Regions from separate parts of the Homo sapiens genome. Here region 2 is linked to region 1. Evidence: read pairs that join two places in POLR2A ChIA-PET (ENCODE). Cell type or tissue: B cell. All regions are shown on one strand. Links, peaks and the distances in the headings refer to the core of each region. The heading gives the core; the rest is flanking DNA. Region 1 overlaps RPS6KA5 (ribosomal protein S6 kinase A5). Region 2 holds the start of SNORA11B (small nucleolar RNA, H/ACA box 11B).

The links. Peaks named below come from ENCODE experiments on the same cell type or tissue, not always from the same donor. Only the 100,000 strongest peaks of a DNase experiment are listed, where the experiment ranks them.
Region 2: POLR2A ChIA-PET joins it to region 1 with 6 read pairs; 4 of 35 experiments call an interaction of 5 or more read pairs at or near these places.

Annotation. Positions count from the first base shown.
Region 1 is chr14:90,966,156-90,982,497 of GRCh38, forward strand. It overlaps RPS6KA5 (ribosomal protein S6 kinase A5), which reads right to left. Exons shown (of 17, transcript NM_004755.4): 3 at 12,151-12,369. Among named protein-coding and RNA genes, the nearest start is that of RPS6KA5, 86 kb to the right of the region's middle. In B cell, for the core only: no CTCF peak of the experiment used is centred there; no DNase peak of the experiment used is centred there.
Region 2 is chr14:91,116,633-91,127,192 of GRCh38, forward strand. All of the region lies in intron 1 of DGLUCY (D-glutamate cyclase), which reads left to right. It overlaps SNORA11B (small nucleolar RNA, H/ACA box 11B), which reads left to right and starts at 9,794; the gene lies at 9,794-9,920. RefSeq lists enhancers at 1-242, 2,713-3,912. In B cell, for the core only: no CTCF peak of the experiment used is centred there; a DNase peak (open chromatin) is centred at 8,669; H3K27ac peaks cover 3,479 bases.

The sequences.
Region 1 (16,342 bases), core at 1-8,000:
ATATGTGTCCTGGGAGTCAATTAGCTACAGAATTGAGGGAAGTGGCTTAGAAAAGCTCTTTGAAAAACAAGACTCTGTTGAGAAATGATTTTTTAAAATGATGTTTAACTATCATCATGTTGTTGAGTACAGGAAGGTGGTCTTCTGTGACAGGGGCTGCTAGAGAAGCAACATCCTCCAAAAACAGAAGGTTTTACTTTAGAGGAAAGGATAAATAAAGCATTTCAGGAGTTTATGCACACAGTTACTCATAGAATACTAACCCTTTCTGTTAGTAGAGGAAGATGAAGAGATGTTTGAGTAGGGGGAAGAACACAAAATTCCTAAAGACATAAAAAATATCTCCAAAGCTTCTAAAATAGTAGGCACATACAAAATTAAGCTTTAGAGAGTACAGTGTACCAACGGAGTCATACCTCTTTATTTACATATTGTACATTTTATTCTAAAAGCTAATTTACATGTATTCTGCCAGAAAGTCAAGTTGGGATCTGGCACCAAAGAGGCAGACTAAAGTCCAAGGACAATTTTCTCTCTGCCAGGCACAGGGTCTAGCCCTATCGAATACAAGGCACTAATACTAGTTGCAAGGAATGAGTAAACATGTAATATTGCAGTAACTAACTGCCGTAGCCACATAAGTATTAAGGTAGATTCTTCATCTTAAGTTTCAGCATTGATAAAGAGTAGAAAGAAATAGAAAAGAAGAGAGAAAGCAAAAGAGAACTGGTAATAACAGTAAGAACATCTTTCTTGATGGGCATGTCTCAAGTTCTGAGCTCTTCCAAGAGATAAATTCAGGATAAGTCTTCAGACTTATTCTGTTTACAACTGAAGAACAAAAGAAAACTATCAATAGTCCATCTTTATGACAATAATTAAAAATAAATAGGTAGGGCTAACTCTAATACATGTTCTCAGAAGCTGTCAGGCAAATTTCATTAATGTGACCCTTCCAAAAAACATTTATCATCCCATTGAAATTGACTTACAGTCCATACAATGGAATACCTTATATGATCCTTGTGCCAATGATTTGTTTCTTGATTAAAAGAAATGTCATGTAAATGATTATATCTTAATTCCTTTGTATTTCTTAAATGGTCTTCTTTATATGTAGGATGACTAATATTCTATAACTGCAAAATATTAATATAAATAATTCTAACTTCCACATAAGATTGTCATGAGGATTAAATGAGCTACTGAGGATTATGAGCCAGGCATACAGTAGGCATTTGTTAAATAATAACTAATAGCTCCTATTATTATTTACAGGCATCAGTTACAATTTATAGACTTGAAAAATACTGTCAAGCTTAATTATAATGACTTAAATATAAAAATCAAATTTATTGTGCCCTGACTTACATACTCAATGTGGTCATAATTTTAAGACTTATGAATGTTTAACATATATTTCCATAAAGTACTACCAGGGTCTAATTACTTAGTATTAAGCTAAAGAGAGATTTTCTTATATAACTGATATTTCAGTGCAATCCTAAGTTTTAAAATTGCAGAGATATCTGGTTTTTATTCAAGTGCAATTAACTTGCTTTTAAAGATTTTTATGTTCTGGTATTTGGAATGCCAGATGAAGCACTCTGATACTGTGTCTCTAAGAAGCATAAAAATAACACAGAAATCACACAAATAATGTGAAAATTCAAAAACATAAAATTTCTCCCATTTTAAAACACACTACCATCCTCCCTAAATCCCACGTGTCCCATCTTGTCTTTCTTCTTTATTTTACTGCCAAACTTCTTTAAAGCGTGGTCTACATGGCTGATGCTCCTTACCCACTGTTCCCTTCATATTGCTGCTATAGGAAGTTACCACAGACTTAGTGGCGTAAACACTATGAATTTATTATTTTATAATTTTGTACACTCGAAGTCTGACATGGACATCACTGGACTAAAATCAAGGTGTCAGCAGGACTGCGTTTCTTCTGGGGCTCCAGGGAAAAATCTGTTTCCTGGCCTTTTCTAGCTTCTAGATACAGGCCACCCACATTCCTTGGCTTCTGGTCCCTTCCCTCATCCTAAAAGGCAGCTATGGCAGCTGAGTCACTTCTCACATTGCATCACCTGACCTTCTCTGTAGACACATCTCCCTCTCACCCTCCTCTCTCCTCCCTCCCTCCCTCTTCCTATTGTGTAAGGACCCTTGTGGTTACATTGGCCCCACACCAGATAATTCAGAATAATCTCTCAATTTTAGAGTCAGCTGATTAGTGGTCTTAATTTCATCTGTAATCTTAATTCTTCTTTACCATGTAGCTCAACATACTGACAGGTCCTGGGGGATTAGAATGTGGGCATCTCTGGGAGGACATTATTCAGTCTACCACAGCCTCTATTCATTCCTTAACATACTACAGTACAACTTCTACCTCCATGATAACACCATAACTTAAAGCTAAAAATAACCTCTTGTTACTAGAGTCAATGAATACTTTTCAGTCCTCATATTACTTAACTTTATGCCCTTTGCAAAGGGCAAAAAGGAAAAGAGTGTTTCAAAGGCAGCAAAATAGCACAAAAACTGCCTCTATGGATCAGCCCAAATTGAGCCCCTCAAAAATGGTTATGTTAACCCACTGAATTTTGGGTTAGTTATGCAGAAAAAGACAACTGATATATTAGCAACTTGTAGATCATGCTTATAACTTAAGTGTCTTGTTCAAGATCACACAGTTAATAACCAAAACAATCTTTTTATTTTAGCAGAATAATAGCCCTTTAATTTAGGTCACACATCTTTCATATTAGGAAAACAATTTATATTTCATTTCAATGACACATAATTTATGCAGATATTTAACAGTAGCAAGTAGATTTCACTTTGTTATTATGAAATAATATTTCCTTCTTGGATTCAGAATAGCAAGCCGTGTGTGTGTATGTGTGTTTGTATGTATATGGAAAGGCAGGTAGAGAATGGAGGAGAGAAAAATAGCCTTTAAACCAGTAAATTTGTTTCTTAAAACAGTAAATTAATTCTGAGAATTTGAACTGAAGATCTCTACAAAATTTCCAAGATTCTTAAGCAACTCATATCATTCTGACAATTAATACCTTATGGAATTAACGTTAGGGTAAAACAGCACGTGCTCTCCATCAAAATTCTGACTTTCTAAGTACATACTGTTGCACAGTTTCAGGCTGCTCGTCTTTGCACATCTGATTTGACTTAACGTTGAACTCAGAAATCTCTCCATTGTTCTGCAGTTCATACACTTTTATTAGCAGATGGAGAAAGTGAAATTCACAGAGACATTGGGTTACATAAGCTTTAAAGTATTACTAAAAACTACAGCCTAAATAGCCCATTTTCCATTTAAGATGCAAAAGGATAACCACAGAAAGGGCTAGCAAGCTTATTTTAAGGCTATGTCTTGCTCGTGCAATTGCATGGAAGTCAGCTTGTAGGAGGGGAAGTCGTAGAGTTAACAGAAATCCTACATCTCCTGCTTTCAAGGAAAGATTCTGTTCTGCTTTCACTCTCCAAACACCCAAACACCTACTTATTTCCAGTAATACTCTGGCTGACCTCTAGACATCTAAGCTTTCTATTTCAAATTCTCCTACTTAGAATTTCTCTCTCTCATATTTCTTCTTAAATGGTGGCACCTTCCAAAGAGCTGTTATTAATTCCCACATGCCCCCTATGATTCAGACCACTTCTCTCTTTTTTTCTCTCTCTCTCTGCACTGTTACTTGGTCTTCTTTTTATTTTTTTTCCTACAAATTTTCCTCTTCCTTCTGATATGCTTCACTTCCATGAACTCCCATACCTCCTGTTCTCATTTCTACCTACTCTTTCTCCTCTGGACCACCCAAATCTCTCTTGATAGCTCCCTTTTCTTATCTTCTATCTAAAATATAGTCTTAACGTGACATGCCACACAAACCTGAAAGTCATTTCTTTTTAATGTCATGCCAAAACCATCTCAGTTTATTTTTGTTTGGTTTTAGCTCAACATTCTAATAGTACACTCTATAAATGCATTTCAGCTTATCAAAATCATTACAAAGTTCTGACTAAGAACATCTTATCAATCTTGTGAATTAGTCATATTTACTTCAAAGCAAGGAAGTGTTTTCAGTTACTGTCTGTTTCGTCATACTAGTGACTGTAATATATCATGAACCATTCTGTTACCATCTCAGCAATTACAATTATTGCTCACCCTTACAATTATTGAGATGAAACCAATACTCAAAAGTGAAACTTTAATTTTTAAATACCTCTTAACTCCATTGAAAGAATGACTCATGATCACAAAACTGTCTACAAGGCTGGGATGGCATTCATTATTGGGAATGATCCTTGGCATTACCTTTACAAACACTTTGGTGATTTGCTTATTTAACATCTTGTGAATTCTGATTAATGTAACAATTTATTACAGTCATAGATCAGCTGGTGTTTCAACAAAATCACCACTAACAGAAACCAGAAAACATCAAAAGAAAAATTATTTTTACAGATTATTTTCCACATAGAATTCCCTCTCAGTGTTAGTTGAAATAAATATGAGTTTTAAGAGAGAGAGAACAGATAAAAATATTTTTATATCTCTTGTTGTAACCATGCACAGGTACAGAAAAAGTTATAAAAGGAGACATGATCTCCACGTTACAAGATTTGGGAAAAGTAAAAGAAATATAAAGGGAAAAATCCACCAAATCCAATATCATTAGCTATAAATCAGAGGCTTAAAAGATATTAATGTTGTTGAATTAAAAAAAAAAACCAGAAATGTGACTTAACAATAGATAACTTTAAAGCAGGGGTCAACAAATTACAGACCAGAGGCCAAATCTGGTCCACCACCATTTTTGTAAATAAAATTTTATTGGAACTTGGGCCAGGCACGGTGGCTCATGCCTGGAATCCCAGCACTTTGGGAGGCCAGGGCGAGCAGATTACCGATGCCAGGAGTTCAAGACCAGCCTGGCCAGCATGGTGAAACCCTGTCCCTACTAAAAATACAGAAATTAGCCAGGTGAGGTGGCACATGCCTGTAAACCCAGCTACTCGGGAGGCTGAGGCAGGAGAATCGCTTGAACCTGGAAGGGAGAGGTTGCAATGAGCCGAGATCACGCCACTGCACTCCAGCCTAGGCGACAGTGAACTCCATCTCAAAAAGAAAAAAAAATTATTGGAACCCTACCATGCCTATTTATTCACTACTGCCTATGGTCAAAGAGACCTTAAGGCTTGCAAAGCCTAAAATATTTACCATCTAGCCCTTCACTGGTCAAAGTCCTGATGCCTGATTTACAAGATGACAGATACAATATAAATAAAGAGAAGGCAACTACCAGTAAATACAGCATATTGTAGGAAACAATCACACATACTCAGTTCAAGTAGAAATGCTAGTCTATTCCGTATCTGGTTACTAAAAGCAAAATGTCACAGGTAAGCAAATGGCAAGATAATACTAACATTGTAATAATCTTATCATTTGGAGAAGCCTGTGCAAACAAGGCGAATTTAATCCCAATGGAACAAGCCCCATCAAGAAGTCTACAGTGAGCCATAAATACTAGTAGGCACATGATGGCAGCCTAGACATGAATCTCCACATCTGCTCCTAAAACATCTTTAAAAACAGCAAGAAAAGCTGTAAACCTCCATGACCTACTCCTTCAGCAAAACTGAGAGAAAGAAAACCCATATACACCAAACAACATGGTTCAGGGCAGGCTAAGAAGGAACTGGGCAAGACATGAGCAATGTGGGAAGGTAGGAAAATGTAGTAAGATAGCAGGATATAGAACTAATATATAAAAGTAATAGCTTTCAGCTAGAAGGTATGGTGGAAGAGAAGACCCCATTTACAAAAGCAACAGATGACAGAATATCTAAGATTCAGTTAAGAAACATGGCTAGGAAGTAAATGCTAAAACACACCTGAAGGTCTTAGAAGGATTTCAACATCAGCAAACATACCATGTTCTTGAATTGGAATAACCAATATCATAAAAATGTCAAGTCTCCCTAAATTAATTTTTTAATTTACAGCAATTCCAGTGAAAATACCTTACGGTTTTTCCCCCCAAAACCAGACAATGTGATTCTAAAGTTCATGCTGAAAAATAAACCAACAGGAAGAGTCCTCCAAAAAGCTCTGAAAAATAAAGGCAATGAAAGATCAGGGGCAGAGGGCAACTAACCTTACCAAGAATTAAAATACATTGTAAAACCTTGATAAATTAAAACAGTATAGTACTGGTACATGACTTAACAAACCAAACAGAAAAAAATCAAATAGACCCAAACATATATGAGAATTTCATAGAGGAAAAAGGAAGCACCTCAACTCAATGTAAATGTGGACTTTTAACTAAACAGTGTTGGGAAAATTAGCTATTTGAAAAAGATTAAGTTGGATCCTTATTTCATGTCATACGCCATCCACATGGATCCAAGTTCTCTATGCAAAAAATAAAACCATGCAAGTACTGGAAGAAGACATCAGTTAATTCCTTTATAAACTCAGTAGAGGAGTAGAGGAGGTCTTCTGACTATGACTCAAAATCACAAGCCATAAAAATAATTTTAAAAATAAATTTTACTATACATAAATTTTTGCATGGTAAATGCATCATAACCAAACTCAAAAAAATACATGGGAAACGGGAAAGTATTTACAATGCCTACCAGAAATGATTAATTACTTTATGAGCTCCTAGAAATTGAGAGGAAAAAAAGAGGCAAAGGGTACAAATAGATAATTCTCAGAAAAAATACATATGGCTTTTTAAGCATGTGAAAAGATGTTCGGCCTCATTCAGTAAAGAAAAAAAGAAAATTAACTCTACAATGAGACACTACTACTCACCTATGAGACAGGCAAATGCCCAGAAGTTTGAGAATACGTTCTGTGGAGAAACAGGCACTCTCAAACAATGCTGATGGGAATGTAAAATGGTACAACTTCTATGGAAGTGTATTTGGCAAAATTAGAGATGGCAAAAAAGGATGGGTGTGGTGGCCCATGCCTGTCATCCCAGCACTTTTGGAGGCCGAGGTGGGCAGATCACTTGAGGTCAGGAGTTGGAGACCAGCCTAGCCAACATGGTGAAACCCTGTCTCTACTGAAAAAATACAAAAATTAGCCAGGTGTGGTGGCATGCATCTGTAGTCCCAGCTACTCAGGAGGCTGAGTCAGGAGAATCACTTGAACCCAGGAGGCAGAGGTTGCAGTGAGCCGAGATCAACATCACTGCGCTCCAGCCTGGGCAACAGAGCGAGACTCCATCTCGAAAAAAAAAAAAGAAGAGATGGTGAAAACACAGACCCAGCAATCTCCCTTCATCAAGCCTACAGGTTTTTTCCCCCAAACAAGTAGAAAATGACATACGTGCAAGTTATCCCTGAAGCATCCTCATAAGAAAAGATAATAAACAATAACCCAAGGATCCCTTCACAGGGAACCAGTTAAGTATACAATGGAATGGAACGAAGGACTGTGCAGGAATAAAAAAAAGAACAAGGAAAAGCTTTATGAATTATATGGTGTTCATATGTTATGTTACATTACAACCACGTTATATTATGTTAAAACCAGTATCAGGGCGGGCGTGGTGGTTCACGCCTGTAATCCCAGCACTTTGGGAGGCCAAGGCGTGCGGATCACCTGAGGGTCAGGAGTTCAAGACCAGCCTGGCCAACACAGTGAAACCCCGTCTCTACTAAAAATACAAAAATTAGCCAGGTGTGGTGGCAGGTGCCTATAATCCCAGCTACTCGGGAGGCTGAGGGAGGAGAATCACTTGAACCCAGGAGGTGGAGGCTGCAGTGGGCCAAGATTGCACCACTGCACTACAGTCAAGGTGACAGAGTGAGACTCCATCTCAAAAAAAAAAAAAAAAAAAAAATAGTGTCCAAACACCACACAGAATATTTTCACTTCTAGGAGAAAAAATATAACCTTATGATGAAGGGATCAGGCTGTCACTATGTAATCTAATCTTAGAATCACTAATTGGGAAAAATCGGATAATAGGTTTCTCCTAACGTGATATAACATGAAATACATAACATCATTTATGGTGTATTCCAGCTCAAAACGTTTAAGTTTAACCTATTGAGACTTTAGATCTAGCTTCCCAATTACTACTAGAATTCAGCAGAGGCAGGAATAAGTTAAAAGATACTATAAGGACACAACCAAGTGAGCATTCCTGGATTGGACAAACAGCTGTAAAGCATAATTATGTTACAATTAGTAAAATATGAAAATGGACTTGTGTGACAAATGGCCATGAATTCTTTCTAGTTCCCCTCTTCAAGAGGTGAAGTCTATTTCTGCATCCCGTGAATCCAGGCTGGTCTTGTGTTGACAGTGAAGCTATGTGAGTTCCAGTGTCCAGGCTCAGGAGGCCCTGCAGCCTCCACTTTTGCCCTCTTGGCAGTAGTTGCTAGCTGCCCTGATACTACCATGCTATGAAAAAGCTGATCTACTGTACTGGAGGATGAGAGGCCATATGGAGGAGAAAAGAGGTGGCCCAGCTAACAGCTAGCACCAATTACCAGACATGAGAATGAAACCATCTTGGACCTCACAGCCCAGCCAACTCTCCATCTGAACACCAGGTGAGTGAGCCCAGGCTAACCATTAGAGAACTGCTCAGCCAACCCATGGGATCATGAGAAAATAAATCATTGTTTAAGCTATGAAATTTTAGGTGGTTTGTTATACAGCAATAAATAACTTGTACAACTGGGTTTTAAATGAAAATTTATTAGCTGGGAAAGGTAGATATCATTAACGGAAAGATCTGCTTACAAATCATATACGGGACAAACTCATTTTGATAAAACACACAGATAGACATACAGACAAAAAGACCTAGAAGAATATATACTGATAACAGAGGGGTATATAATAAGGTTCATGCTGGGTAGTGAAAATAAGTTTTTATTTTCTTATTTTTGCTGTCCTGTATTTTCTGTATGCATATATACTGCCTTTGCAGTAATAAAACTTTAAGAAAACACATATTTAAAAAAAAAAAGATTTATAGTATTTACTTAGTCATCAGACAAACTGTTAGCAAGGTTCCTGAAGAGCTAGACATGTAAGTTCTTGCTAATACCTCACAAAAAGCTGGATAAAGTCAGTCAACCAATAAACCTTTTGGGACTGTTACAGGCTGAACTGTATCTTCCCAAAACTCATTATGTTGAAGTCCTAGCCTCCAGTACCTTAGAATGTGACTGTAAATGGAGTTAAAATGAGGCCCCTAGGGTGGACCCCAAAGCAATCTGACTGGTGTCCTTACAGGAAGAAGAAATTTGGGCACAAAAAGAGATACCAGGGGCACACATGCGTAGGGGGACAACATGTGAAGAGGTGGTAAGACAGTGGCCATCTGCAAGCCAAGGAAAGAGGCCGTGGGAGAAACCAACCCTAGTGGCACATTGATCTTGGACTTCCAGCCTCCAGTACTGTGAGAAAATAAATGTCTATTGTTTAAGCCACCCAGCCCTAGCAAACTAATATAGGGACCAAGTGTATAGCACGATATTTGGGAAACTGACCTAGTGTGCATTAGGGCACTGCAAACAAATAACTGAACCATTAAAACAGTCTATGGTCCTCTTCTAAATTCCTGAAAAGTTTTCATCTTTAAAAGTCAACTGCTGAAACAGGCACAAAGAATAATTGTGTTAAATAAATTAATGTGAACAGAAGATAGAAGGGCATGATTTCTAAATGCAATGCCTCACTCACTGTGGAATGAATATGTTGTCCAGTTCACGTTCCATTCTTGACTTAGCATAAAAAAATGGGTTTTCTTGTTTTGTTTTGGATTTGTTTATTTAGGGCCAATGACAAAGGCCAAAAGTAATGGAGAGCCAATAACGAAAAAGCAACATGATTAAGGACTACTGTTTTCTAGTCTAATACAAAATATTTCACTCTTATCTATTTACTTCTAAATTTAACATGTTTTATAAAAAAATTACAATTTTAAATAATTTTAAAAAGCATATTGAGTATAGTTAAGAGAACAGAAAAAAAAAAAAAAAAAAAAGAGAGGAGACAGAAAGGGCGGGGGCAGGCTAGAGAGTAATGGTGCAGAGTCCAGGAACCTGTTTTCTTACCAGCTTCTGACTCGGACAACCTTAGACACATGATTTAACTTTTATGAGTTTATTGTCAAGGGAGAAACTTGAAAAGATAATCATTTCTCAAACAGTCCTCATGGACTTCCTAAGGCTTTCCTGGAAATTCTAGGGTAAAGAATAGAAATAAACCGGTAGGGCTTGGTACCCTTAGGCCCAGATACAAGCAGAGCTACTCCTTTCCATTTGTTTTCCATTTGAATTTCTGTGTGTTCATTTGAGGGAAGGGTCCTGCACTAAAAATGTTTGAAACCGCTGTATTAGAATGCTCTGTCACCTACAACAGTCTTGTTGTTCATGTGGGTAGATACTGAAGACATATATATCAAAAAAATCAATAACATAGCAGATACACACAGGAGGCAGAATGAAGGGCCAAATTATATTGACTCACTGGAACAATAGGCAAATGATAACATTAATGGGGACTCTTAAGAGGAGAGAAGAGAGTGTGTCCTACATGAATAAAGATTTAGAATTGTTAATTGATGGTAAGCATTGCAAAATGAGCATGAAGTGTAACATCATGGCTCAAAAGGTGAATGCAATCTTAGGTATCATTAATAAAAATATAATTTCTAATATAAAAGCACTCAATAAAATGGCCAAATATATATTAAAAAACCAGTTTGTATTACCAATAATCAAAGAATACAGGCAGCAATTTAGGGAAACAGAAGACAGACATTGGAATGATTCAGACTTGAGCTCCAATCTTCAAGCATACACAAGATACGTAACTTCAGGACATACAGCTTCCAGAATGTGGACATCACTAATGAGGGGATCCTGCAGTGCCTTTGTGTGGGTCAGTGATATTATGGAATACACCTAGTGTAATGGCTGGCATACTGTAGGCACTCAAGAAATAGCTAATACTTGCAAAGCACTATGTGAAATTCTAGCTCATTTAATCCTTACCATAATTCTAGGAGAGAGTTATATCACATACATGCAAATTAAAACAAGCACGGGACCAAAATGGTAACAGATAAAATCTTCAACGATGGTAGAACACTAGAAGCACTGCCATTTCTCTAGTGGGAACAGAAGATGGTGGAACTTTTCTGCAAAGCAGTCTGGGAATGTGTGTGAGGACTTTCCCAAAGATCATATATAAAGGTCCAGCTCTATTTGAGAAAGGAATGGATTCAGAAAGTGCCTAGGGTGGAAATGGGAGTGTAAAGGGCTGACTGATTAGTAGCTAATCAAGTTTTTCACCAGGAATGCAAAGCATCTCTAGGAACAGAAGTCTTTTCTTTCTTTTTTCTTTTTCTCCATTACTGGTTTCCATGAACGTCCGTCCCCTTGTCAGCCTAAACCTGTTCATTCTGAGAACTCCTAAAGCAGAAATTGGCCCACTTCACCAATCAGTTCCTCACATTTGAATGGAAGCATACTGCTCAGGGAGGTAGATACCCCTAACAATTCAAATGTTTCTTAACATTAATAAAGGAAAGGCTGGAAGTGACAGTTCACAGCTGTAATCCCAGCACTTTGGGAGGCCAAGGCGGGCAGATCACTTGAGGTCTGGAGTTCGAGAGCAGGCTGGCCAATATGGCAAAACCCCATCTCTACTTAAAATACAAAAATTAGCTGGGCATGGTGGTGCATGCCTGTAGTCCCAGCTACTCAGGAGGCTGATGAAGGAGAATCACCTGAACCTGGGAGGCGGAGGTTGCAATGAGCTGAGATTGTGCCACTGCACTCCAGCCTGGGTGACAGAGCCAGACTCTGCCTCAAAAAAAGAAAAGAAAAAAAGACTAAGAAAAGAGTGTGGAATAGAAGGAGGTAAATTCTTCCATAATGGCATAATGGGAGGCCTCAAATCCAGAGCAATGCATGATATTCCAGGAGATGCCACCACAAAGAATGAGAATCAAAATATTTCACTTCTTCTAAGTCCATAGTATCTTGCCCTTTAAGTACATTATAACTTAAGACCCAAAGAAAAGTGTTTTCATAAAAAGTCTGATAACAACTGACACTTACCTAAAATGAGATGAAGTTTGGTTTCTGTCTGGAAAGCATAATGTAATGTTACCAAAAATGGCGACTGCCTAATGTGTTCCAGGACTTGTCGTTCTGTCCTTGTATGCTCTGTGGTTTTGGCCTTTTGAACGATTGTTGCCTTTTTCAAAACTTTCATGGCATACAGCTTTCCAGTATCATGGCCACTTATTTTACGAACTAGAAATACTTTTCCATAAGCTGAAAATGAAAAGAAAAAATAAAAAGAATTAAAATGCTACACAGGCAAAATGGTAATTTAGTGCAACTAAATTTATTTAATGCACAAAAAATACACTCTTTAAAGGAAAAAGTACCCTTGGTACCAGTTCAAATAGTTATTTGATAGATTTCTTCAATTTTATACCAAATATATTTCTAGGTCTAACCCTTAATGTTTACATATCTAACCACTGATGACAAAATTATGCTTTTACTCTTTTACTGTTATTCTCTCCGCAATATTTTTAGCTGTAGAAAACTAGCTGTTATTACGGTCAACTAACCACAATCCAATTCTGGAACAACCAGGACATTTTAGACATCAGATAAAACTTCTAGATATATATATATTTATTACTGATGTAGACAAATGAAGGCAGTTCTTAATAAGAATTTCATATATATATAAATCAAATGCCTCAATTATTCCTCTATACTTATAAAAAAAAGCCTAAAGCAACATAAGCTGACATTATATGAACAAAAGAGATCTTCAGACTTAAAACATGAAAAGATCCTAAACTGCATACAATACGACAGAAGCCCTTTTGTATCTCTGGGCAGTAATTTACAGCTTACTAGGTCAACCTTGCCACACTTTTCATAATAAGGACTCTGTTGGGCATGATCCTACGTGTGGTGCCCCTCCTCCAGGTGGAGGAATTGGGGCCATGTGGGCACTGTGCCTGTGGGCAGAGCAGGTCCTCTGCATTTATTTTCTTAGAGAAGTGGGCTAAGGCAGGAAGAAGTGGAAGGAAGAGGGAGGAAGAAGGGAAGACAAAAAAACAAAAACACTTTGGGAATGAAAAGGTGAGTCCCCCACTTCATCCCTACAAGGTGTCAATCCTCTACAGTTAATCTGTTTAAAAAGGCAAATGCTTTCTGGGATGTTTAAGTCCAGTCTCTCTGTTAAATGCTTTAATCAGACCATTATTGAGTTAGTTTGAATTCTGGCCCAGATCAATATTCACACTCTATGGCATTTACCACCTAATTCTATTGTAATCCACCCACTAGAAGAAGGGAGCTTTAAGGGAAGGGCTCTTGTACTCCGTATGTTATTCAGTTCAGTACTCTGGGAACTGGATTAGTACCAACACACAATGTGCAAGAGATCAGTGAAAGACTAATAATCCTGAGAAGGAGCGCCAACATTTATTAAGGACTTGCCGATGCCCGGCTCTGCACTAAACATATCGATTCACTTAATCCTCAAAACAGCCAGTGAAGCTGGTGCTTTTAGCAATTCTACTTCACCCATGAGGAAATGTGTTCAGAATAGTTACAGAACTGGCCCAAAGACTGAGGCAAGAAGCAGCAGAACTGATTCAAATGCAAGGAGTGTGACTCCAGGGACCACACTCTGAACCATAAATGAACAAAAAAGTGATTCCTCACAAGCGCTAGTAATCAGACATTCTGGATCTTAATATAACCAGTACTGTAAACGTACTGAACACATTCCAGGGCACAGAAAAAGTTCACAAAGGTTTGTGTATTAGCTCATCGGAAATCCAATAATTATAGGTTGAGACCTCAGTAAGGCAGAAGTGAATCAACAAGATGAAATGACAACTTTTGGAACCTAACAAATTAGGGTATACAAATAAAAAAATGTTTATCTATTCAGAAGCAACAAAATGAAGCTAGAAAATATTATGCACTACACCTTCCAACAGGGAAAGCCACTATATAAACTCAGGAGAAGGTAAAGTCTTCCACAAGCAGCCCTGAAACTTCTGTGTTCCTTACATACACATGGCACTTACTCTAAATTCTTGTTATCCCAGGTTCCTAACTCCAGAGCACTATGGTTTTTAGAAATTAGGGAATCCATCTATGCTCTCAAAACCAGGAATTCTTTCCACAAGATCACCAAACATGGCTGTTCAGCTTCTTCCTAGTACATCTGTCCGCAACATAGGTGTTGACCATGTGACACACAGGCTGCTGGGTGTTCGAACCTAACATCTGAGTACTTGTCAGGCACTTATGATATAAACTCATTCGATTCTTACAACATTCCTATAAGGAGGTGAGAACTATTATCTCCATTTTATAAATGAAGAAACTGAAGTATAGAAGAGTTGGGTCACTTGTCCTAGATCACACTTGCCATTCAGTCTGACTCCTGGGCCAGTCTTACCTGTGGTCTACCTGCTTCACTTAAGTGAATGACCTCATAGGCAAATAAATAGGGAACCAGAGATTAAATAGAAGTCACAATGCAAGTTAGGTGTTTTAACAGTGAATGGACCCAGTGCTCCCTCTTCCAAGAGGAGGAAGTTTTGCAAAACGGCCCATTTTATTGATGGGAGGCTCTGTTTGAAAATCTTCCTTATATTGCCAGGCGTGGTGGCTCAGGCCTGTAATCCCAGCACTTTGGGAGGCTGAGGCAGGTGGATCACCTGAGGTCAGGAGTTTGAGACCAGCCTGATCAACATGGAGAAACCCTGTCTCTACTGAAAACACAAAATTAGCCGAGCATGGTGGCCTATGCCTGTAATCCCAGCTCCTCGGGAGGCTGAGGCAGGAGAATTGCTTGAACCTGGGAGATGGAGGTTGCAGTGAGCCGAGAGCGTGCCATCGCACTGCAGCCTGGGCAACAAGAGTGAAACTTAGTCTGAAAGAAAATCTTCTTTATATTGACTGGAAGCAGGCCATTTTATAATTTTCATTTGTCCTTCTATATCCTCTGGACTTAAAAAAGAGTATCACTCTTCTTCTATAAGATAATCTTTTAAATATTTAAAAGCACTATCATGTAATCTCCATACTCTTTCCTCCTTAAACCAATCTCAAAGTAAGATGACTCCGAGACCTCTCACCACTAGGAGGTCCCACTGATATGTTGTGTGGGGTTGTAAATATTTTTTTCTTTGATTTCTTTCTGTTACTTTAAAAACTATTGTATTTCACTCAAAATATGCATGAAGTAGCATAGGATGTCAATATATATGATCAAATAATATAAAATCATCCTGATTGCTATGTTACAATCTATATGGTCAAATAATACGCAATCATCCTTGCCATGTGATAACATCAAGAAGTTTCCCAATAATATGAATTAAAGACCACGTACTCTGCCAACGCAATTGTGTTCATCTATCAGACAATGTCAGGGAAAAACTATAATGAAGCTCACAAATATTTTGTTTTTACTTTTATAATTGCCATGATTAACATTTAAGCTACAATGCTTCACCACATGGTAAGTGCCAGTGGATGCTTATTACCAACATTCAAGGAGTGCCTTACGACATTCCAAACAATAAGTATTTCAGATAACGATCTTACTTCTAAGAAGGCTGTGTAACTAAAACATAGTTGCCTCCAAACAGTTTTGTTTTTGAAGCACCCATAAAGCTGTTTATCACATTGCCAAATGGGAAGAAAACACATTCCATACTGGAGAGAACTTAAAGAAGCCACCTTACCTGGTTAAGCTGGTTTATAGCTCAGAGCAGAGAAAGAAAGTAAAGTAGTCCTTCTGTTGAATAATGCTATCTATTCCAGACCACCTTTTTGTTCTCCAATATTTTAAGAGCGGCCATTGAAACTGGAACTGGTGGCAATATTCTTTTCTTTTAGTTTGCAACTGGATGAATGACTGCCTGCAAGTGCAGCCAACTCCTGCCTTTCATTCACTATGTGTGCCCTGACATTATTAGAGTAATCTTATTTTTAAAGTAATTTTAAGAAACTGCAAAGACTACCACAGTGAAAATTCCTTTGGCAAAAAAAAAAAAAAGATAAACAAAATAGGGACTGGGTTCAGTGGCTCATGCCTGTAATGCCAATACTTTGGGGGTCTGAGATAGAAGGATCACTTGAGGCTAGAAGTTTGAGACAGCAGTGAGCCATGATTGCACCACTGCACTACAGCCTGTGTGACAGAGCATGATCCTGTCTCCAAAGGAAGAAAAAAAAGATAAAACAATAGTACTTC
Region 2 (10,560 bases), core at 2,561-10,560, 150 kb after region 1:
AAAGCAAGTTTATTAAGAAAGTAAAGGAATAGGCCGGGCGTGGTGGCTCATGCCTGAAATCCCAGCACTTTGGGAGGCCAAGGCAGACAGATCACAAGGTTAGGAGATCAAGACCATCCTGGCCAACATAGTGAAACCCCATCTCTATTAAAAATACAAAAATTAGCTGGGTGTGGTGGTATGCACCTGTAATCCCAGCTATTTGGGAGGCTGAGGCAGGAGAATTGCTTGAACCCAGGAGGCAGAGGTTGCAGTGAGCCGAAATCGCCCCACTGCACTCCAGCCTGGCGACAGAGTGAGAGTCTGTCTCAAAAAAAAAAAAAGAACGGCTACTCCATAGGTAGAGCAGTGGCATGGGCTGCTCGACTGAGTATACTTAACGGTTATTTATTGATTATGTGCTAAACAAGGGATGGATTATTCATGAGTGTTCCAGGAAACGGGTGGGCAATTCCTGGAACTGAGGGTTTCTCTCCTCTTTACACAAAATAAGGTAATTTCCAGACATTGTCATGGCATTTGTAAACTGTCATGGTGCTGGTGGGAGTGTCTTTTGCATGCTAATGCATTATGGTTAGTGTATAATAAGCAGTGAGGACGACCAGAGGTCACTTTCATTGCTATCTTGGTTTTGGCTGGTTTCTTTACCACAAAGTGTTTTATCAGCAGGGTCTTTGTGACCTGTATCTTGTGCCTACCTCCTATCTCATCCTGTGACTAGGAATGCCTAAGTTCCTGGGAATGCAGCCCAGTAAGTCTCAGCCTTATTTTACCCAGCCCCTGTTCGAGATGGAGTGGCTCTGGTTTGAAAGCCTCTGACACTTGGGCTTGACTGCTGGTTTGGCCACTCAATACCTATGAGTCTTTAGGCAAAGTACTGAATCATCCTGTGCTTCCTTTTCTGTAAAATAGGGATAACAGCCCTCATCTAGGGAGTGTTGTATGGATTAAATGACATAGTACATGAAAAGTGTTTAGAACAATGCCTGGCACAGAGTAAGCTTTTGTTCACATACACACACACACACATACACACACACACACACACACACACGCCAAACTGTAAAATATTTGAAGAGACTTATTCTGAGGCAAACATGAGGACCCTGGAGGTCCTGAGAACATGTGCCTGACATGGTTGGGATACAGCTTGGTTTTATGCAGTTTAGGAAGACATAGACATCAATCAATACATGTGAAGTACACATTGGTTTGATTGATTCAGTCCAGAATTGAGGTATTCAGGTCATAGGTAGATTCAAAGATTTCCCAATTGGTAATTAGTTAAATGAGTTAAGCTTTGCCTAAAGTTGAAGTTAGCAGGAAGAAATGCTTGGATTCAAGATAAAAGGGGTTGTGGAAGCCAAGGGCCAAGGTTCTTGTTATGTAGATGAAGCTTCCAGGTAGCAGACTTCAGAGAGAATGGATGGTAAATTCTCCCCGCCCCCCCCCCCCCTTTTTTTTTTTAGACGGAGTCTCACTCTGTTGTCCAGGCTAGAGTACAGTGGGATGATCTTGGCTCACTGCACCCTCCACCTCCTGGGTTCAAGCGATTCACCTCCTTCAGCCTCCCAAGTAGCTGGGATTACAGGCACCACCACCCCCACCACGCCTGGCTAATTTTTGTATTTTTAGATTTTTAGTAGAGCCAGGGTTTCACCATGTTGGCCACATTGGTCTTGAACTCCTGACCTCCAAGTGATCCACCTGCCTCGGCCTCCTGAAGTGCTGGGGTTACAGGTGAATCTCTCTTATCAGGCCTTAAAAGGTGCCAGACTCTTCATAACTCTCTTCAAGGTGGGAGGACTTGGAAGGGGAAAGAGCTAGTTAATAGATTTACAGATACAAAAAGCAGTTTCAAAATATGGTGAAGAAACATATTTGGGGGTAAGATATTTTGATTTCCTTCTTTATCTGTCATTTGATAGAGTCAGGTTGGAATTTGGTATCTTATGGCTACAAAGAGTCTCTTTTATCTGTCTTAAGATCTCTGTTTTAATGTTAATGCTGGTCAGTTGTATCTAAACTCCCAAGTGGTGGGGGATAATGAGGCATGTTCAGCCATTCACCTCCCATCATGGCCTGGACTAGTATTTCAGGTTTCTTTGGAATGCCCTTGGCTGAAAGGGGGTCCATTCAATTGGTTGAAGGGCTTAGAATTTTACTTTTGGTTTATACTTTCAAGAAATATTCCTATCAGTGGGGCCAGGCACGGTGGCTCATGCCTGTAATCCCAGCACTTTGTGAGGCCAAGGAAGGAGGATTGCTTGAACTTGGGAGTTCGAAACCAGCCTGGGCAACATAGTGAGACCCTAAAAAGTCTACCTAAAAAGTTAAAAAAAATTTTTTTAAATTATACTACTACTACTAAAATTATTATTATCTGTGCCTTTGGGAGATACTCTGTATTAGTTAGGGTACAGGCTAAATTGTAAAAAAGATCCCAAAATACATTTGCTCAAAAAGGGTAGAAGATTTTTCCTCTTTCACATAATAGCTAAGAGGTAAATGGTCAGTCCAGGACAGGCAAACAACTCTGCTCCACAGGGTCATTCAGGAACCCAGCTTCCTCCATCTTGTTGCTCCCTTTTCTGCATAGTCAAAAGTGACTCAACATCACCTTCACCTTCTGTTCCTGCCTGTAGTGCGAAGAGGGGAGGAATTAGAGGGCAAACAGCTCCCTTCTAAATGATATACCTCAGAGTTGTACATATCCTTTCACTCATATTCCCTGACCCACTCTGTTTCCCTGACCAAATTTCCCAGGCTTTTCTACCTTGATCTGACCTTGTCTTTCTGGACCTTTGGTACCACTGTGCTCCCATACCTGAAGACTCTTTCTCACTGCAGTGCTACTCTTTCTAAGTTCCCACCCTACTTTGCTAGACATTTTTTTTCCATTTCCTTCAAAGAGACCTCCTGTTCCACTCACTCCCTAAATATCCTCTGGGTCTCTGTGTTCCACCCACAGCCCTTCCTGCCTTTTGCCCTCTCCCTCGGTGTGATGGCTTAATGTTGAGTGTCAACTGGATTGGATTGAAGGATGTAAAGTCTTGTTCCTGTGAGGGTGTTGCCAAAAGGAGATTAACATTTGAGTCAGTGAACTGGGAGAGGCAGACCCGCCCTCAGTCTGGGTGGGCACCATATAATCAGCTGCCAGCTCATCTAGGACAAAAGCAGGCAGAGGAACATGGAAGGACTAGACTGGCTGAGTCTTTCAGTCTTCATCTTTCTCCCGTGCTGGATGCTTCCTGCCCTCAAACATCTGACTCCAAGTTCTTCAGCTTTGGACTCTTGGACTTACACCAGTGGTTTGCCAGGGGCTCTCAGGGCTTTGGCCTGAGACTGAAGGCTGCATTGTTGGCTTCCCTACTTTTGAGGTTTTGGGACTTGGATTGGCTTCCCTGCTCCTCGGCTTGCAGACAGCCTATTGTGGGACTTAACCTTGTGATGGTGTGAGTCAATACTCCTTAATAAACTCCTCGTCATGTTAGTCCTGTCCCATCTAGAGAACCCTGACTAATACACTTAGTGTCCTCAGCCACGCAAAAGCTGATGACTCGCAGCTCTCCCTCCTCCGGGCAGGTGTCCTTCCTGACTTCTGGTGCTGAATGTCCACCCTGTCATGGACCTCTGCCTGGGGCTGTCTCACAGGCTCCTCCTACTTAGCATTCTAAAACCAAATTCCTCATCAGTCTCTTCTTGTATTTATTTTCATGAATGGCACAGTTAGCTAGTTGCCCATCCCAGGAAAAAGAAATCTGATAATTATTATTATTATTGTTTTTTGAGATGGAGTTTCACTCTTGTCACCCAGGCTGCAGTGCAATCACGCTATCTCAGCTCACTGCAACCTGCAGCCTCTACCTCCTGGGTCCAAGCCATTCTCCTGCCTCAGCCTCCTGAGTAGCAGGGATTACAGGCACCCACCACCGCGCCTGGCTAATTTTTGTATTTTTAGTAGAGACAGCATTTCACCATGTTGGCCAGGCTGGTCTTGAACTCTGTCCTCAGGTGAGCCACCTGCCTCAGCCTCCCAAAGTGCTGGGATTACAGGCATGAGCCACCCCACCTGGCCCTGATAATTATTTGTGATTCCTTTCTTTCGTTGCACCTTTTGCATACATTCAATCAGGTATCAGGTTCTGGCAAGTCTACCTCTTCCAGTTCCTCAAATCAGCCCTTCCTCTCATTCTCTCACTTTGGGGAAAGCCTGGATTGCTTCTCAAATACTTACGACAGAGGGTCTCTGAGGGATGTTCTTCTTCACATTCATCCTCCACCAAGTGCTGCCTGTTCAGGGGATCCTCCTACCCTTAGTGCTCCTGGGGCTCTTAGATGAAGCTCATACTCCTTCAGGTTATGCACATGCTCCCTCCCAAGCATCTCTTTGTCTATCTTCCCAGCCCCTCTCCCTCTTTACCCCAGGTGTGCCAACCACTCACACTGTCACCTACAGAGACTTCTTCAGCCTTTCTCCTAGTGCTGATTTCCAGCTGTCTGTCAAAGCTCATGCAATGTCTCCCAGGCCATACCTGCCTGACACTGTCAACACAGTTTTCCTTGCCTCTTCCTCATTAGCAGCTCCAGTGCTTAAGCACATTTCCCGACACACAGAAAGTGCTCTGTAAATGGCAAAAGAGTGAACTGTATGGCTCTTTCCATGTCCTACTCCACCTCCAATCATGCTACCTGCTCTGTACCTAAGCTTCTGAGAAGACCCTCCTCTCCTGTGGGGATGTCTGTAACTCTTTCTTCAAGAAATAATATTTTTGGCTGGGCGCAGTGGCTCACGCCTGTAATCTCAGCACGTTGGGAGGCCGAGGTGGGTGGATCACCTGAAATCAGGAGTTCGAGACCAGCCTGGCCAACATGGTGAAACCCTATCTCTACTAAAAATACAAAAATTAGCCAGATGTGGTGGCGATCGCGCCACTGCACTCCAGCCTGGGTGACAGAGTGAGACTCCATCTCAAAAATAATAATAATAATAATAATAATAATAATAATAATAATAATAATTTCAAGAACAAACTCAACTAATGTCTTCAGTGAAGGCTTCTCCTACTTCCCCAGCCAGATTTTCATTATTTATCTATCATCAAGTATTTTTAAAATGCCTATAGTGTGCCAGGCACTGTTCAGTATACTGGGGATAGAGCAGGGGGAAAAAAATGACAAAAACCCCTACCCTTAAGAGGTTCACAGTATAGCATGGGGAATTAGAAGTAAGCATCTGTCTCTTCTCTGGTCTTTAAGCACCTCACAGGCACTGGCCATGTCTGCTCATCTGTTTATTCCCATCATCTAACAGAGTGCTCAACACATTTGCTTGATGAATACGTTTTGAGCACTGGGAGATGATCACAGAAGAGCTAAGAAGTGATAGCAGTTGTATTTAGTGGAGAACAGTATTCACACCTTGTTGTCTAGATTGCCTTGAAATCAGGCTCTGTATGATATCTTTTTTTTTTCTCTTAGAAAAAACTGTTAACCTATTTAGAGTAATTTTATTAAGGAGCTTTTTATTTTTTTATTTTTTTTTTTGAGACAGGGTCCCACCCTGTTCCCCAGGCTGGAGTGCAGTGGTTCAACAACCACAGCTCACTTCAGCCTTGACCTCCCGGGCTCCCACCTCAGTCTCCTGAGTAGCTGGGAACACAGGTACGTGCCACCCTGCCCAGCTAATTTTTTATTTTTTGTAGAGATGGGGTTCCACTGTGTTGCACAGGCTGGTCTCAAACTTCTGGGCTCAGTCAATCCTCCCGCCTTGGCCTCCCAAAGTGTTAGGATTACAGGCGTGAGCCATTGTACCTTTAAAAGAAAAAAAGAAAGATTTTTTTTATTTTAAATTAAAAATTATGACATTGCATATCACTGTGAGTGTATTTAATGTTACTGAATTGTACACTTTAAAATGATTAAGATGGTCAATGTTATGTGTATTTTAACTATAATAAAAGAAAAAAGTTTTTTTTTTTTTTTTTTGAGATAGAGTCTCACTCTGTCGCCCAGACTGGAGTGAAGTGGCTCGATCTCGGCTTACTGCAACCTCCACCTCCCGGGTTCAAGTGATTCTCCTGCCTCAGCCTCCTGAGTAGGAGTAGCTGGGACTGTAGGCGCCTGCCACCATGTCTGGCTAATTTTTGTATTTTTAGTAGAGACAAAGTTTCACTATATTGGCCAGGCTGGTCTCAAACTCCTGACCTTGTGATCCACCTGCCTCAGCCTCCCAAAGTGCTGGGATTACAGGCGTGAGCCACGGTGCTTGGCTAGTTCTTTCTTTTCTTAAGGCTGCATTTCATTCAGCAAAGAGGCACTCACTATGTAGCCGGCACTACTCTGGGTTTGTGGGCCATAAAGACAGATAAGACACAGTCCCTGTCTTTCGAGGACTTAGGCTTAGCAGGAGACAGGCACCTGAGCCACAGAGACAATCAAGAGTTGCTCGCTGTGCTCAGGGAGAACTCTGTTCGGCCCACACCACCTTAGTTACTAGTGACGGCCACCAGACTTGAAGTATCATGAGTACCTGGATCATCACAGAGGAGTCAATCCATTTTTATAGGTCTAACTTGGGTGTTTCCAAAAATGTCAAGTAACGAACACACAACAGAACATTTATAAGAGCAGGATTCCAAGGTATCAGTTAGACAGTAAACGGAGGGGCCCAGCCAAGCATATTCCCATGCTGCAAAGCCACTTGATATTAGCGCACATCTTGAAGCAATAAACGCTGCCCTGGCAGGCCCTGGCAAATGGCACTTGTGAATATTTAGAAACGGAGCAGCCCTGTTTGGGAAAACTGTCATACTGACGCGCTAGGTTGGGAGAGATGAGGTGGAGACAGTTAAAAAAAAAAAGAATGAACTGTATGCTTCCAGAAACGTTAAACTCTCACTCATGGAGCCTAGTGCATCAAGTTTAGGTCCATTGTAACAGCACTTTAGGTTGTTTCTGATTATTTTTTTCAAGACAGGGTCTCACTTTGTCCCTCAGGCTAGAGTGCAGTGGCACAGTCATGGCTCACTGCAACCTCAACCCCCTGGGTGTAGATGATCCTCTGACCTCAGCTTCCCAGGTAGCTGAGACTACAGGTGTGCACCGCCACAGCCAGCTGATTTTTTGTAGAGACAGGGTTTCGCCATGTTGCTAGGCTAGTCTTGAACTTCTGGGCTCAAACAGTTCGCCTGCCTTGGCCTGCCAAAGTGCTGGGATTACACGCATGAGCCACTGCATCCAGCCTGTTTTTTTCAATGTTTTAACAGCGCATCTTTTGGCTTTAATAATCAGACTTTTTTTTTTTTTTTTTTGAGATGGAGTCTCACTCTGTCACCCAGGCTGGAGTGCAGTGGTGCAATCTTGGCTTACTGCAACCTCTGCCTCCCGGGTTCAAGCGATTTTCCTACCTCAACTTCCTGAGTAGCTGGGACTACAGTCGCACGCCATCATGCCCGGCTAATTTTTGTATTTTTAGTAGTGACGGGGTTTCACCATGTTGGCTGGGATGGTCTCGATCTCCTGACCTCGTGATCCACCCACCTCGGCCTCCCAAAGTGCTGGGATTACAGGCGTGAGCCACCACACCCTGCCAATAGTCAGACTTTTAAAAGCAGCAGACCCAGCTAACTGGGAGTGAAGCAGCTGCTCCTCACTAATTTGCTGTCAAGGAGCTGAGCAGATGGAAGCACCATCCTCCCTCCTCCTGATGCCTCCTCTTCTCTCTGGGGTTTCCACATTTATTGTATTACTGCATTTGGTCTATGGGGTTGACAGTTCAGCAGGACTTCAGGCTGGAGGTAGGAAACAGGTCCACTGTGGGCATAGCTGCTTGTTAATTCATGGCAGATTAGGCTTTCTGTGAATGGCATGGCTTTTTTCAACCACGAGTTCTCTGAGGCCTGAAGAAAGTGCTGGTGGAAGGCCGTGTTGCCCGGGCCAAGGAAAGTGTCCTGTTACACAGGGGTTGGTTGTAACTCACTCTGATTCTGTGGTTAATCAGAAACAAATCAGCCTGTTTCATAGAAGCCTTTGTTGTTTGTTCTGATGAGATTTTTACCTGCTGTACTTGAGACATCAGTAAAAAGTGAAGTAGAGGTTCCTCTTCAGAGACTTTCCTTCCCATCTAATTAGGAATAAATAGTAACTTCTCTTAGAAGCAAAATTTATTCAAAGACCTGTGCTAACATTCTTAAATATCTGCTATCCATAATAAAGAAATCAATGTACTTTAATGTTCTTAGCTCCCACAATTTAGCCTGAATATTTGCCCTGGCATGCTTATACTGGTCCAAGCAAGTATTAGGTCATAGCCTGTTCCTCTTCCTTATTTGAAGGTGTTTTTACCTTTCTCAACATTGCACAAGTTACTTCCTCCTTCCTTTGTTCTCCTCTGCCTTTGCCTCTTTTAAAAGGTTCTAAGTTGCCAGCCAATTGGGACAAATACAGGATCTGAGGTCCCATTCCAGCCAATGGAAACTGGACACAGCAGTAGGGTGGACGAGTCAGGTTATAAATGACCCTGTCTCCTTTGTTCTATATACTCATGGGGCACAACTACTGGCGAGTGTACCCTTTCTGCAGAAAGTGTAAAAATGGCCTTGCTGAGGAAATTAAATTTATGTTCAAGTACTATTTCTTTACGGCACCGGGGAACAAGCATTTCAAACACGTACTTGCTGCAGACTCTGCCCTCTGGAATGGCTGCGATCCTGTCTCAAATGGATTTGAGCAGAAAAGGGGAAGTGACTGGCAGAAAAGCCCAGAGATAGATCTGTGTTTAGGTAAGGTTGTTTGTCCAGAGATAGAACTGTGTTTAGATAGGGTTGCTTGTAGGGCCAGGGATGACAGCGTCAAGCCCTGCCTCTTTTTACTCTTGGCTCTCTGCTTTCTTCTCTGTTGGCTTCCTTCTCGAGCCAGCTCTCTCTGTGGGGTGACAAATGACCACTGGCAGCCTATGCTCACATTGTCCCTGTGTCTAGCAGTTTCAGAGGTAAGAAATACTTCTTTCCCGACAGCTATACAAATACAAAGGTTAAGGTTGGGCACAGTGGCTCACTCCTGTAATCCCAACACTTTGGGAGACCAAGGCAGGCGGATCACCTGAGGTCAGGAGTTCAAGATCAGCCTGGCCAAAATGGTGAAATCCTGTCTCTACTAAAAATACAAAAATTAGCCGAGCCTGGGCTACTCAGGAGGCTGAGTCAGGAGAATTGCTTGAACCGAGGAGATAGAGGCTGCAGTGAGCCGAGATCTTGCCACTGTACTCTAGCCTGGGTGACAGAGCAGGACACAGTCTCTAAAAAACAAAACAAAACAAAACAAATTCAAAGGATAACTCTGGTTGGCTAGCTGGGGTCATGTGACCATCCTCAACCCAAGCATTGTGCTAAGGAGGATGGGCTATTTTGATTGTCACCTAGGTCTGAGATAGTGACTGACAGCCCCACTGGGTACTGGGGGACACTTTTCCAATTTGCTGGGCACGTAATGGTTTCTTAGGGCTGCCACAACAAATCCCAACTTACTTGGTGGCTAAAAGCAACAGAAATCTCTTATCTCACAGCTCTGGGGGGTAGGAGTTCTACGTCAATGTATTAGGGGGACTATATTCCCTCTGATGCCTCTAGGGAATGATCCTTCCTTGCCTCTTGCAGCTTCTGTGGCCCCAGGAAATCCTTGGAGTTCCTTGGACTGTAGCTGCGTCACTCCAATCTCTGCCTCCATCTTCACAGGATGGCCCCTTCTGTGTTTCTCCTGTCATGTCTGTGCCTTCTTATAATTACATGTGTTGGGGTGTGCTCAGAGCAGGGGGCCCGAAGAATGCCTCCTCTGTTTACAACACACCCAATAGGAATCTGGGGTCATTGTGACAAGGGACACAGAGCTTGTGACCTCCCTACAAACAAATGCCCTACACATTGAAAAAACAAAAAACGTGTCAGACCAGGTGCGGTGGCTCAGGCCTGTTATCTCAGCACTTTGGGAGGCCAAGGTGGGAGAACTGCTTGAGCCCAGGAGTTTGAGACAAGCCTGGGCAATATAGCAAGACCCCATCTCCACCACACACAAAAAAATATGTTACTGGTTTTAGGGTCCACTCAATTAATCCATAATAATCTCATCTCAAGATCTTTCACTTAATTGCATCTACAAAGACCCGTTTTCCAAATAAAGTCATATTCACAGGTATGGGGTGAGGGTTGGGACTTGGATTTATCTCTTTGGGGGCCACATTCCACCCCCTGTAGGGCAGAAATAAATAGCCACTGCACTCCACCCCTTGACTGCCTGGCATCCATCCATGGCCTTTTCCACATAAACAATTCCAGAAATGCAACACCCCAGTGTGGTACAGGCTGCCCACATCCAAGCAAAGCTGGCCGATGTACATTCTTCTCAGTCAGGCCTTGATGATACTCTTTTTTTTTTTTTTTTTTTTTGAGATAGAATTTCCCTCTGTCACCCAGGCTGAAGTGCAGTGGCACAAGTATGGCTCACTACAGCCTCAACCTCCCAATCTCAAGCCATCCTCCCACCTCAGCCTCCCAAGTAGCTAGA